Linked DNA regions of Homo sapiens: region 2 is linked to region 1. The links are chromatin loops, found by intact Hi-C in ENCODE. Cell type or tissue: PC-9. All regions are shown on one strand. Links, peaks and the distances in the headings refer to the core of each region. The heading gives the core; the rest is flanking DNA.

Region 1 (5,364 bases), core at 203-5,202:
GCAATCAGAGCTTTTAATTAGGTTAATTAAATTGTATCAAATCTCGCAGGGACGCAGTTCACTGATGCTGATGAGGCAGCCAAAACAGACCCCAGCTCCTCCGCTAATGAAGGCCGCTGCCTGCCTGAGCCATGAGGGAGCAGGAGCGCATAATAAACGGGCGCGTCCTCTGGGAGGAGCTGCTGCCCAGGCCGAGCTCTGGGGACCTGGCAGGGGGTCTAAATCAAGCAGTCCAGGCTCCAGCTGCAGCAGAGGCTCCCAGCCCAGGAGCCGGCCCCTTCACACAAGAACCAGGGCAGCTTCAGGAGCCCAGGCACTGAGAGCCTGCCACGCTTACATAGCAAACTTGAGGGGGCCCCAAAGATCCACTGACTCTGTCTGGGACTCCTCTTTACTTCTCCCCCAGAATGGCCCAATAAGGCCAGGGCTCCCTCTCCTACACACCTATATACACACACACATACACATACACACACACACACACACACACACACACACCAGCAGTTAGCCCTGTCACTGCCCCCGGATTGTCTTATTAGCCAGAGTGGCCAGGCTGAGACTAGAAAGCCCATCCTGCCACTGCCAGCCTAGTCTCCATCTGCTATGGAGACCATCTGCCCCTGGCGGGGGGCTGGGGTGGTCTACAATGCTACCAGCCAGCAAGAGGAGGGGGTGCTGCCCCCTAGGCTCCATGTGCCAGATGGACCTTCTATATTCCACCTACCACTCCACCTCAAGAACCCTCTGCCAGGGAGGGACACCTGTCCCAGACCTCCTGGGATCAAAATAGCTAGGGAGGGGAGATGGTCCCTTCCTTCCCTGGTCCCTCGCCACCCTGAGTTCACTGTCCCATGCCCTGGCAATCCATCTCTGGGCACTGGAGACCACAGGCTTCAGAGCTGCAGGGCCCTGCAAAGGTCCTCCCCTGCCTATAAGCAGGAAGGCAGGTGCTGCCACCTCCAAAGGGGCTGTCCCCAACACTCCACTCAGCCTGACTCCAACCCCTCCCCTTAACCCCTCCATCACTGGTCTCAGTGTCTCTGAGCAGATGAGGAGAGAGGATGGGGAAATTTTCAGTGCTCTCGGGACAAGTTGTTTCTGCTATAGAAGCTGGTTTTTTTGGTTTGGAAAGGTGTTTTTTCTTTTTTCCACCCAGTAATGTGAAAACATGAAACCCGAAACCAACCCCCTACATTTGTCACCTCTGAGAGAAGCCTTTGGGGTAACTGGGAGAAAGCTGTAAATGACTCAGGCTGATTCAGGGCAGGGGGGTGCTGCCCAGCTGCCTGGGGCACCACAGTTTCATTAACCCGATCTGAGCATGGCCGTCAGGTGACAGATGCAGGGAGGGGAAAGGAAGCCCTTTCCATCCTCTGCTTACCCCTAAACACAGCAGTTCCCTTGATATATTCCTCTTGCCTAGAAAAAGCTGGGTCCTTAGCTCCGTTCTGGACGAGCCTCTCCTACCACCACGCAGGAGCACAGGGCTGGACTGTGCAACCACCCCAGCCCCAAGCAGTTTGTTCCCTTTGCATTAAGCGAAGCGGACAAGATGAACAAGGAGACCTAGGTGTATGCTTCACCTAGGAGTAGACTGGACAAGACTTCCTAAATGTGATGATGATGGATCCAGGAATAGGGAGCCAGGAAATTCCTTACAGGGAGCCTGAGAAGCAGCGGAGACGTTCTTCCCTCTGGCCAGAGCAGTTGAGGAAAGAACAGGCAGAAGCATGAACTAGGCAGCCTCCTCTACACTCCAACCTCTCAGCAGTAGGCTTGGGAAGGGAAGCTCTGCCTCCCTTTGTTTTACAGCTTCTCTCTGATCCTTCCCTGCACTTTTTGCTGAGACAGACCTGTGGAGACCTGGTTGGGTACAGAGGGCGCACCCTCTGACCCGGGGAGGCAGCTGCACAAGCCCAAGAGGCCTGCCAGGTCCACTTCAAGACAGTACTTCAGGTCCGCCCCCAATTCCTCCACTCACCTGGGGCTTTGAGCCAAGACTCCCACCCACGATTCAGCCCGCCCTTCCCCAACACCCTGCACATAAGGCTCCGGGAACTGGCACGCTGGGAGAACTTGAGCGGGGAGCCCAGCACCACACACCCACTTGCCTCACTGTTTCAAGTCCCAACAGGCCCTGGCCTCACCGGCCTCCACAGGTAGGCAGAGCGAGTCTGCATCTGTTGGCTGCCTTCCCTGCTGGAGGACGTGCAGCTCTAACTGCTCAGTGCCCCACCGTCAGCAGCATGGGGGAGAGGACAGTGAGCGACAAACAGATGCTTAAAGCTGCACGGAGGGAGACCCCTCCCAGGTCTGGGTGGAACCACCCTATGGGAAACTTGGGGCTATGTGACAGAGACCTCCCTGCATGGTCCTCACTAGAAACAGGAAGGAAAAGCACCTTCCTGCCCAGTCTTCCTCCTGGGGCCACACTCATCTCAAACTCAGGGTGAGAAAATCCCATTTCTTCATGGGAGCTCTCCCCCCTAGCATTAAATTCAATAAGCAAACACATGCAAGTACTTCCTAAGTACAAGGACACTTTTGAAAGAAGACAAGTGTGCTGGGTGGGTGGACACCAAGTCCCTGAGAAGGAATCCCAGCAAAGGGGCAGCAGCTCCACCTGCTGGGCCCTTTTCCACCCTGGCACCAGGAAGCAGTTAGAAATCAGAAAAAGATTGGCTAGGAGCAGTGGCTCATGCCTGTAATCCCAGCACTTTGAGAAGCCAAGGAGAGGTGGATCGCCTGAGATCAGGAGTTCGAGACCAGCCTGGCCAACATGGCGAAACCCCGTCTCTGCGCCTGTAATTCCAGCTACTAGAGAGGCTGAGGCAAGAGAATCGCTTGAACCCAGGAGGCGGAGGTTGCTGTGAACCAAGATCGCGCCACTGCACTCCAGCCTGGGTGACAGAGCAAGACTCTGTCTCAAAGAAAAAGATGAACTTATTCAAGAATAAAGCTAGGGCTTGACACTCTCCTGCTTTGGTGGGAAGGGCCCTAGGATGCAGCAACAGACTAAGACTGAGCCAGGCTTACTGAATTCTCTGTTGGACAGACCTGAAGGGTCCACATCACCATAGAACTGCTGTTTGGAGACTTGGTTTGTACAAGAGACCTGAGCCAAACAAGTCCTGACTCAGAAAATCCCTCCAGCTCCATAGGCTGCCCACAGCCCCCTTGGCACAGCTAGAGCAGTATGCCACCAACAGCCCAAATCACCCCTAGGCCAAAAAGGGCGGCTAAGCAAACAATACTCTTCCCTCCCCAACAAGCCAAGAGTCTAGGGTCCCACTGAGTACCAAAGCGGCAAAGCCCTGGCCAATTCTCAGAATACATGGGGCTGGGGCCTGTCTTTGCTTAGTCACAGGGACAGCCAATCTCTTTGCTTAAAATCCTTGAGTCTTGGAGACAGCACTCAGTGTAACAGCAATTCAGAACACCCAGCTCCCCTTACAGCACTCCGATTACCTTCAGCCTGGAACTCACAGTACACCAAAAGGATGCACTTTCCTGCTCCATTTGGCCTGGGAGTGTGGCTCTTCAAACGTCACTGTTTGTGCTCCTGTGCCAGACGGTGTGTAGGTATGCCTGTACCTGTTTATGAGGCCTGAGTTATATGTGCCTTGTGCATCTGTGAACATGAGATTCCATGAGGCGAGCCTACCTTCATGTGGGTGTGTGGTTCGTGAGAAGGCATTTAGGTCTATTCCCTATCCTCTCCCCCACTTTCCCACCCAGCAGGGGCAAGAGACGGAGCAGCAGCATCCAGCTGTTTGACCCCAGGATCAGACTGCTGCTTAGTCTGCTCACTCCCCTGTCTAGTATCACTATGATGAGTCCCTTCCCTGGTTTGATCCTCAAGTCTCTAAAACTTTCAGCATTGACTGAGCTCAGCACCTCCCCAGAAGGGAGTGCATACACACAATGGGAAGCATTTCCTTCCTGAAGGCAAAACCTACTGGTTTCTGTTTCCTGACCCTTCTTGCTGTTTTCCAGGGCCCCTGATTTAAATTCCACTGGGTACACCCTGAGGAAACAGGCTTCTAGTCTAGGCTTGTACAGGAAGCTCACAGTCATGGGCACTTATTAAGCATTAACAATTTTCTTTTAAAGCCTTACAATCCACACATGGCTGTTCTCCCTCCTTGGTGTAAGGGCTACGCAAGCCCCCCAGAACCCCGCTCCCTGTTCTCCCATGTTTGCTCTAAGCATGTTCAGTCCTGTCCTTACTGTCCTTGGCCTATAATCCTGATATGGGCAAACAAAGGAAGGAGAGAACCAGAGAAGAGAAAGAAGCTGGCCAACACACCCAGGGGTCCATATTCCCAGAGTGAAGGTCTGCACCAAGCTATTCTAGCCTTGGAATTGTGAGTTGGCATGGAGTGCAGAGGACAGAGACACAGCCAGGCCTATACTGATTTGAGCTTCATCAATAAGGAAGAGGTGCTCCCGTAGGTTCCTTGTTCCAAGAGTTTCTATCTGCAGCTGTTAAGTAAGAGAAAAAAATTCCTCCTTGGATAATTTATGAAGCCACCTGAATAGCCAATAAAAGAAGAATGAGTGAGGGTAAAATCAGTCTATCCACTAGATAAAACACTATGCAATCATTAAAAATAATATTTATTTTAACGTTTACTCTAGCATATATTACTGTAAAAAACTTTTGTGATGTAACAAACTGGGAAAGAGCTAATGATTTAATTAAAAAGTAGGACATCGGCCGGGCGCGGTGGCTCACGCCTGTAATCCCAGCACTTTGGGAGGCCGAGGCGGGTGGATCATGAGGTCAGGAGATCGAGACCATCCTGGCTAACAAGGTGAAACCCCGTCTCTACTAAAAAAATACAAAAAAAAATTAGCCAGGCGCGGTGGCGGGCGCCTGTAGTCCCAGCTACTCGGGAGGCTGAGGCAGGAGAATGGCGTGAACCCGGGAAGCGGAGCTTGCAGTGAGCCGAGATTGCGCCACTGCAGTCCGCAGTCCGGCCTGGGCGACAGAGCGAGACTCCGTCTCAAAAAAAAAAAAAAAAAAAGTAGGACATCAAATTGTTTACTGTAACTATAAAACACAAAAACATGGACAAAAAGTGATGCCTCGTTTTACAAAATGGAGGAAATCAACTAGACTACTCACAGTAATTGTCCACCTCCACAGCTCTAGCTCCTAGCACAGTTAAGCATGCAATAAATATTTGTTATTATTGAATAAGCACTGGGATTAGGAATGAATTAATCTACTTTCCAAATCTGCTGTAATGAGATCCTATGTTTCATAACAAAAAAAATTATGGGCTGGGCATAGTGGCTCATCCCTGTAATCCCAGCCCTTTGGGAGGCCAAGGTGGGAGGATCGCTTGAGGCCACGAG
Region 2 (5,364 bases), core at 219-5,218, 110 kb before region 1:
TCTGCTGAAAAAGAGAAAAAGGAAAAAAAAGAATAAAAGCAGAGTAAGTTGGATTGGGAGAGCAGGGCTGAAGGGGCAGCAGGTTGCAGGATCAATAGGATATTTAAGGTGATCTCACTAAGAAGTGACATTGGAGCAGGCTTGAAGGAGGAGGAAGAGGGTTATTCAAGCAAAGATCGGGTAGAAAAGCATTCTAGGCAGAGAAACAGCAAAGACTCTAAGGCACGGGTGCAGCAAGGAGGTCATTGTGGCTGGAGAGGAGTGCAGGAGAGAAAATAGGGGAGGAGAAGTCAGGAGTGGGTGGGGTTAAAGGAGCAGATCACATAAGGACTCACAAGCCCCTGTAAGGTCCTCAAGTATTTCTTCAAGAGGAGCAGAGAAGGACAGGGTCTGGCTGCCGCATGGAGGGGAGGAGCAGGAGCAGGAAAGCCTGTCTGGAGGTTGCTACAGTAAACCAGGTCTTCGTGGGGTTGGTCGAGGTGGTGGCAGTGGGGGTGGTGAGAAGTGATCAGATTAAGAATATGTATTTAAAATACAGCCAGCATGATCTGCTGATGGACTAGAAGTAGGAAGTGAGAAAAAGAGAGGAGTCAAGAATGACTCCAGGGTTTTTTTGTCCTGAGCAATGGAAGCAAGGACTTGCCAAGAGCTGAGACGGGGGAGGACTGCAGGAGAAGCAGGTTTGGGGGAGACCAGGAGCTCTGCTTTGGAGCGTCAAGTTTGAGATTCACAGAGTAGCATCCAAAGGACTGAGCCAGCCCAAACTCTGTGACAAGGTACAATCCTACTGGGGCTCAGGAACCCAGTGGAAGTGAGTGACCCTGGGGGCTCAATGGCACAGGGGTCTGAGTCTATGATCTCATCACCTGACATTCCAAGATCCACTCCAAGCTCCTCTGGCAGCCTAATTCTGTGAGCAAAAGACAAAAAGACAGACAGAAAAGTCTCCATTTGATGGTGGAGAAGGGTCCAGCCCTGTGCATGTTTGGGACTGAGCTGAGAGCGTGCTCGCAGGTGAGAGTAGGGAGTCTATGCAAGTCGAGTGTGATCGTGCACATGGAGATGTTGATTGTGAGTGTGAGTGTGTGTGAGTGTGCGTGTGGCAGTGCAGGTTCAGGAGCTGGGCTCACCCGGAGTGTGCAAGTGTGTATAAGACTGATGCAGTGGCCCTAACTGCCGGGCACACTCCAGTGTGGGTGAGGAAACAGGCCAGCCCAAGGCATGAATGCACAGTAGCCTCCCATGGTAGTGGAATGTGTAGAATAAACAAAGGGCTGCTATCAGCATTTGAAACACAGCACTTGGGTCATCCAGCGGGTGGGGGCAGCATTGCCCCCTTAGCCACCCTGAGCCACATGGGTCCCCTCGGAGCCCTGCACAAACAGTCCCAGGACATGGAGGTCCCTGCAGCTCCCCCATTCCATGCCCTCCTGTTCCCCTGGGCTGCTCTCGGCTGGGCTGGGAAAAGTGCCGACACAGCTCCGGGGAGGGAGGAGAGTTAACTCTCCATTTGCCATTAAACATAATCAGGGAGCAATCTGCGTGGAGCCCGCTGCTCTGGCCAATAAGTGATTCCCCAGAACAACAGATAAAAGCCTGGCACTAAAGTGCAGCCAGAAACGATGTGTAATTGGGATGAAAGAATCCTTAAATCTGCACGCTGCTTTTAACTTGGGAGGCTTAAATTACAATTAATAGTTCCCTTGAAGAAGGCAGTAGGGGAATAGAGGAATTCCAAGGCCTCGAGCTCAGAGCCCTGGGCTGCATTCTCAGCTCTCCAGTGCTGGGGGAGTACAGGGGGTGCTGGGTAGTAAGGAGGAAGAAAGAAGCTGGGGGTAGGAGGGGATCCTTTGCAAGGTCTTGGGCACCCTGATGGGTTGCATTCGTTATGAGTTCCAAAGCCACCAGTTCCCAAATAAGCTCATCCGTACACCTGGACTTTCGCCCAGTTTCCCTCACAGTGTCCCTGGGATGTCGCCAACAGTAAAAAATCATCAGCCCCATTTTGCAGATGGGGAAGCTAAGGAGACACACCTGCCCTGGAACCCTGAAGTGTGCCTAATCCACCTGCAGTTCCCAAACTAGGAGGAACCTGAGAGCGCATCCCTCCTTACGGTTCACTGGGGTATAGCGGCCCTGAGAGGGGAGGGTGTCTGCCCAGCATCGCAAAAGGCTGCAGTGTGCAGCTAGTCAGTGCTAGAACCCAGACCTCTTGACTCTAGCGGCCATTCCTTCCTCTGCACCCCAGGCCAATGAGCCTGGAATTCTCTAAGGAGAGTACAGTTCTCTGGCACTAGCCATGCAGCCCCTCCCTTCCCCTACCTGCTCCCAGGGGTCCAGGCAGTGGCAATAACATTGTCAGAGACAGAAAGTCAGGGAAAGATGGGGAAGGCTCCTCCCCAGCTTTCCCTCGGAAGACTTCTTACCCTCCCCTCCCCTGCCAGCTCTCTCTCTGCCTCTCTTGGGCCTCAGTGCCCAAGGCTTCCTGCTTTCTGTTCTAGGGCCACAACTTATGCTCCTCCTCTGGGGTCCTGCCCTGAAGGCAAAGCTGTGGGCAGCAGGGCTGTGGACAATCAGGTGTGGCAGCAAGGCACAAACCAGAATGGTGAAGCTAGCTGGCTCTCCTCCAAAGAATGAGGGGTTTGGCCCTCAGATGACACCAAGAGACAGTCAGAGGAAGCTCTGAGAGTGGCCCGGCATTCCCAGTGCTGGCTGGGTGGCTGCCTCTGCCACTCAGGCCGGAGCTAAGCTCCTGTGTTGGCGGGAATTCCAAAGCTCCCCACACATGAGCTCATGGATGGCCAGGTGCCCAGCCTTGCAGTTCATGGCTTTGGAATGCGTTCTCTGAGCTGGCCTGCTTCAGTACCCCCATCTCACCACAGCAAGTACTGCTGCCTGCTCTTGGCCCTCCAAAGACAGGCAAATCCCATAAAGGGCTTTTTTCTAAAACTGCTAAATTGTGCAAGCACATACATGCGTGTGTGTATGCAAGCAGCATGTGGACAAAGCATCCTGTGTGCATGGGTGAGTTCGTGTGCACCTGTCTCTAGCATGACTGGGCATACATGTGCATAGGTATATGTCGTGTGTGTGTATTCTGTGCATGAGTAGTTTTAAAAGAACACAGTGGGATCTGCTTGGGGCCTTGTGTAGCTGAACCTTATTTATAGCTCTCCTCTGTCTGGTTCGTTTCCTCTAACTTCCCTGCAGAATGATATGAATGAAAATGACACTATTGACTATCTTGGTAACCATAAAAGACCTTATAGAAATAAGATTTTTATAGTGTGTGGACTGGGAGAATCAAAAGACTAAGAGTTATGGACTCAGAGGATAGGAGAGAACCAAGCTGAGCCAGTCGGAGATGTCCCCGTGGTGGATCGTCTGTGGGTTTTTTAAACAAAGTCATATAAATAAAGTGATTGTCTTGAAAGAGTTATGAGAGCCCTGAATCTGGTGGGCAATATCTCTGTGGCCTCTGCATAGGCGGGAGGGCAGGCGTGCTGTCCACCTGAGAGGAAACCCACACTTTGTCTGAGTCCTGGCTCCCGGCCTCCCAAGGGAGGCTATGGAGGCAGCAGCAGAAACAACGCTGCCCTTTGTTCTGGAGAGCCATCGTATTTGGCAGCCCCGGGAGAAGAGCCCCAGGGCTAGCCCCACAACTGGCTAATGGGAATGTGAAGACCCAACGTGGACAGCCAGCCCCTGAGGCTGAGCCTGCAGATTCTGGGGCTGCAGCTTCTCCATGCTTGAATGGAAAGGACCCTCCCACCCCATGAAGAGTGAGCATTTGGACCCTGCACAGGGACTTGCTCAGGCCCTTCATGGGAAGCCACAACAGCAACCCTGCCTAGAGGGCTCCCGCCTGAACAGGTCCCTTTTAGCAAAATCCAGACCCAGTTCCACACATCTTTACCAGCTCCCACTTTGCATTTGTGCTTTTAGAGATGAAGCAGAGCTCGCCCTGCCCTCAAGGAGCATCCTATCTGGTTTGGAGGGTGGAGAAGGGAAGAGTGGGCAGAAAGACATTCCTGCAAAGACTGATGCATGGAAACCAGGGCACACTCTCCCACTCAGGTACACAGGTTCACAGGTAGACAGGTACACAGGTAGGCAGGTACAGACAGAGAGCAGTGTTGAAACTTGGTGATAAAACTTCTATCCTGTTCATCCCAACAGACTCAGTGCTGGGCCCTGGGCACGTAAAGCTGAGTCAGACTCAGTCCCAACCCTAGAGGGGAAGCTCTCACCCAAAGGGCAGATGGACAGATCCCCACAACATAGTATGTTAAGGGCTGAATTGCATGAGTTCCCCAGGAGCCACCGGTGACCTCAGCCTGGTCGGGTAAAGCTCCTCAAAAAAGGAGACATTTCTGCTGAGCCTGGAAGGACAGGTAGGAAGGAGCTTACCAGAAAAAGAAGGAAGAGAGGGCCTGCCTGGCAGGGAAAATGGCAAACACAAAGGCCTGGAGGTGGGAATGTACAAGGCATATTTGGGAAACCACTCAGGTGTCCTAAAGGTTTGCTGGCTGGCAGGAGGAGGGTATCTTTTGAAAGGGATATTGGAAGCAGCTCTTTCAGGAAGGAGGGACCATCTGGCCCAGGGGTCCAGGCAGTGGCAGTAACATTGTCAGAGACAGAAAGTCAAGGAAAGACGGGAAAGGCTCCTCCCCAGCTTTCCCTCTGAAGACTTCTTACCCTTGCTGTTCCTGTCTTTATAGGCAAAGAACAGGACAGCTCCCTTAGCAGCCAACCAGCCACCAGCCCAGCTCCCCAGGTGCCTCTCCTTCACTCTCCCTTCTTATTCCAATATCACCACCCTCCAGCCCAACCCTAGCCCACTGGGGCAACACTAGGTCCATGCCCTCTTCCACCTTGAAAGGAACAATTCTAAAAACCAGAGAGAAAGCCATCTGGTCAGGCTGCTCATCAGAAATAACTGCCAAGTCTGAGAGGTCATCCTGTCTGTCTCCTCTCCCCGGGGACCTGGGGACATGGGGTGAGGGCCAAGGAGTGCCTGTGGCACCTGTCAATGCACGGACTCCTTGTCTGCAGGCATTGATTTCTCTCCTTCCTGACCTTTCAGGAGAGGCGCCCTGAATTCCATGCCGGGTCATTACAGAGCCAGTGGCGGAGACTCTATGAGACCCAGCCCCACTGGCTGCAGCCCCTTCGGATGCATCTGCGAGAGCAGCCTGGCCGTCACCCGCCGGCCTGGCCCGTGCTGTCAGCCGGCCAGAGCGTGTCTGAATCGAGGAAAGCTGACTGGGGCTCGATTCACACTGACTCGAGCCGCAAGGCGAGTTTATGGTTCTTGATTACACCCAGCAGGGAGGCCTTCTTAGTGATGAGAGAGAAAATATT

The links. Hi-C counts contacts between places; a loop is a spot of excess contacts. Peaks named below come from ENCODE experiments on the same cell type or tissue, not always from the same donor. Only the 100,000 strongest peaks of a DNase experiment are listed, where the experiment ranks them.
Region 2: a loop joins it to region 1, with 2.8 times the contacts of the local background. A loop is called at or near these places in 3 of 110 quality-filtered maps.

Annotation. Positions count from the first base shown.
Region 1 is chr1:38,024,061-38,029,424 of GRCh38, reverse strand. UTP11 (UTP11 small subunit processome component) reads right to left here. Exons shown (of 8, transcript NM_016037.4): 8 at 4,605-5,364. Among named protein-coding and RNA genes, the nearest start is that of UTP11, 14 kb to the right of the region's middle. RefSeq lists enhancers at 683-732, 1,552-2,103, 2,104-2,656, 2,823-3,322. In PC-9, for the core only: CTCF peaks have their summits at 522 and 2,621 (motif pointing left); DNase peaks (open chromatin) are centred at 1,244 and 2,594; H3K27ac peaks cover 1,615 bases.
Region 2 is chr1:38,136,136-38,141,499 of GRCh38, reverse strand. It overlaps LINC02786 (long intergenic non-protein coding RNA 2786), which reads left to right. Exons shown (of 6, transcript XR_001737991.3): 1 at 1-43; 2 at 5,087-5,364. It also overlaps a transcript of LOC105378654 not described here. Among named protein-coding and RNA genes, the nearest start is that of LINC02786, 2.8 kb to the left of the region's middle. RefSeq lists an enhancer at 470-1,383. In PC-9, for the core only: a CTCF peak has its summit at 3,044; a DNase peak (open chromatin) is centred at 2,689; H3K27ac peaks cover 478 bases.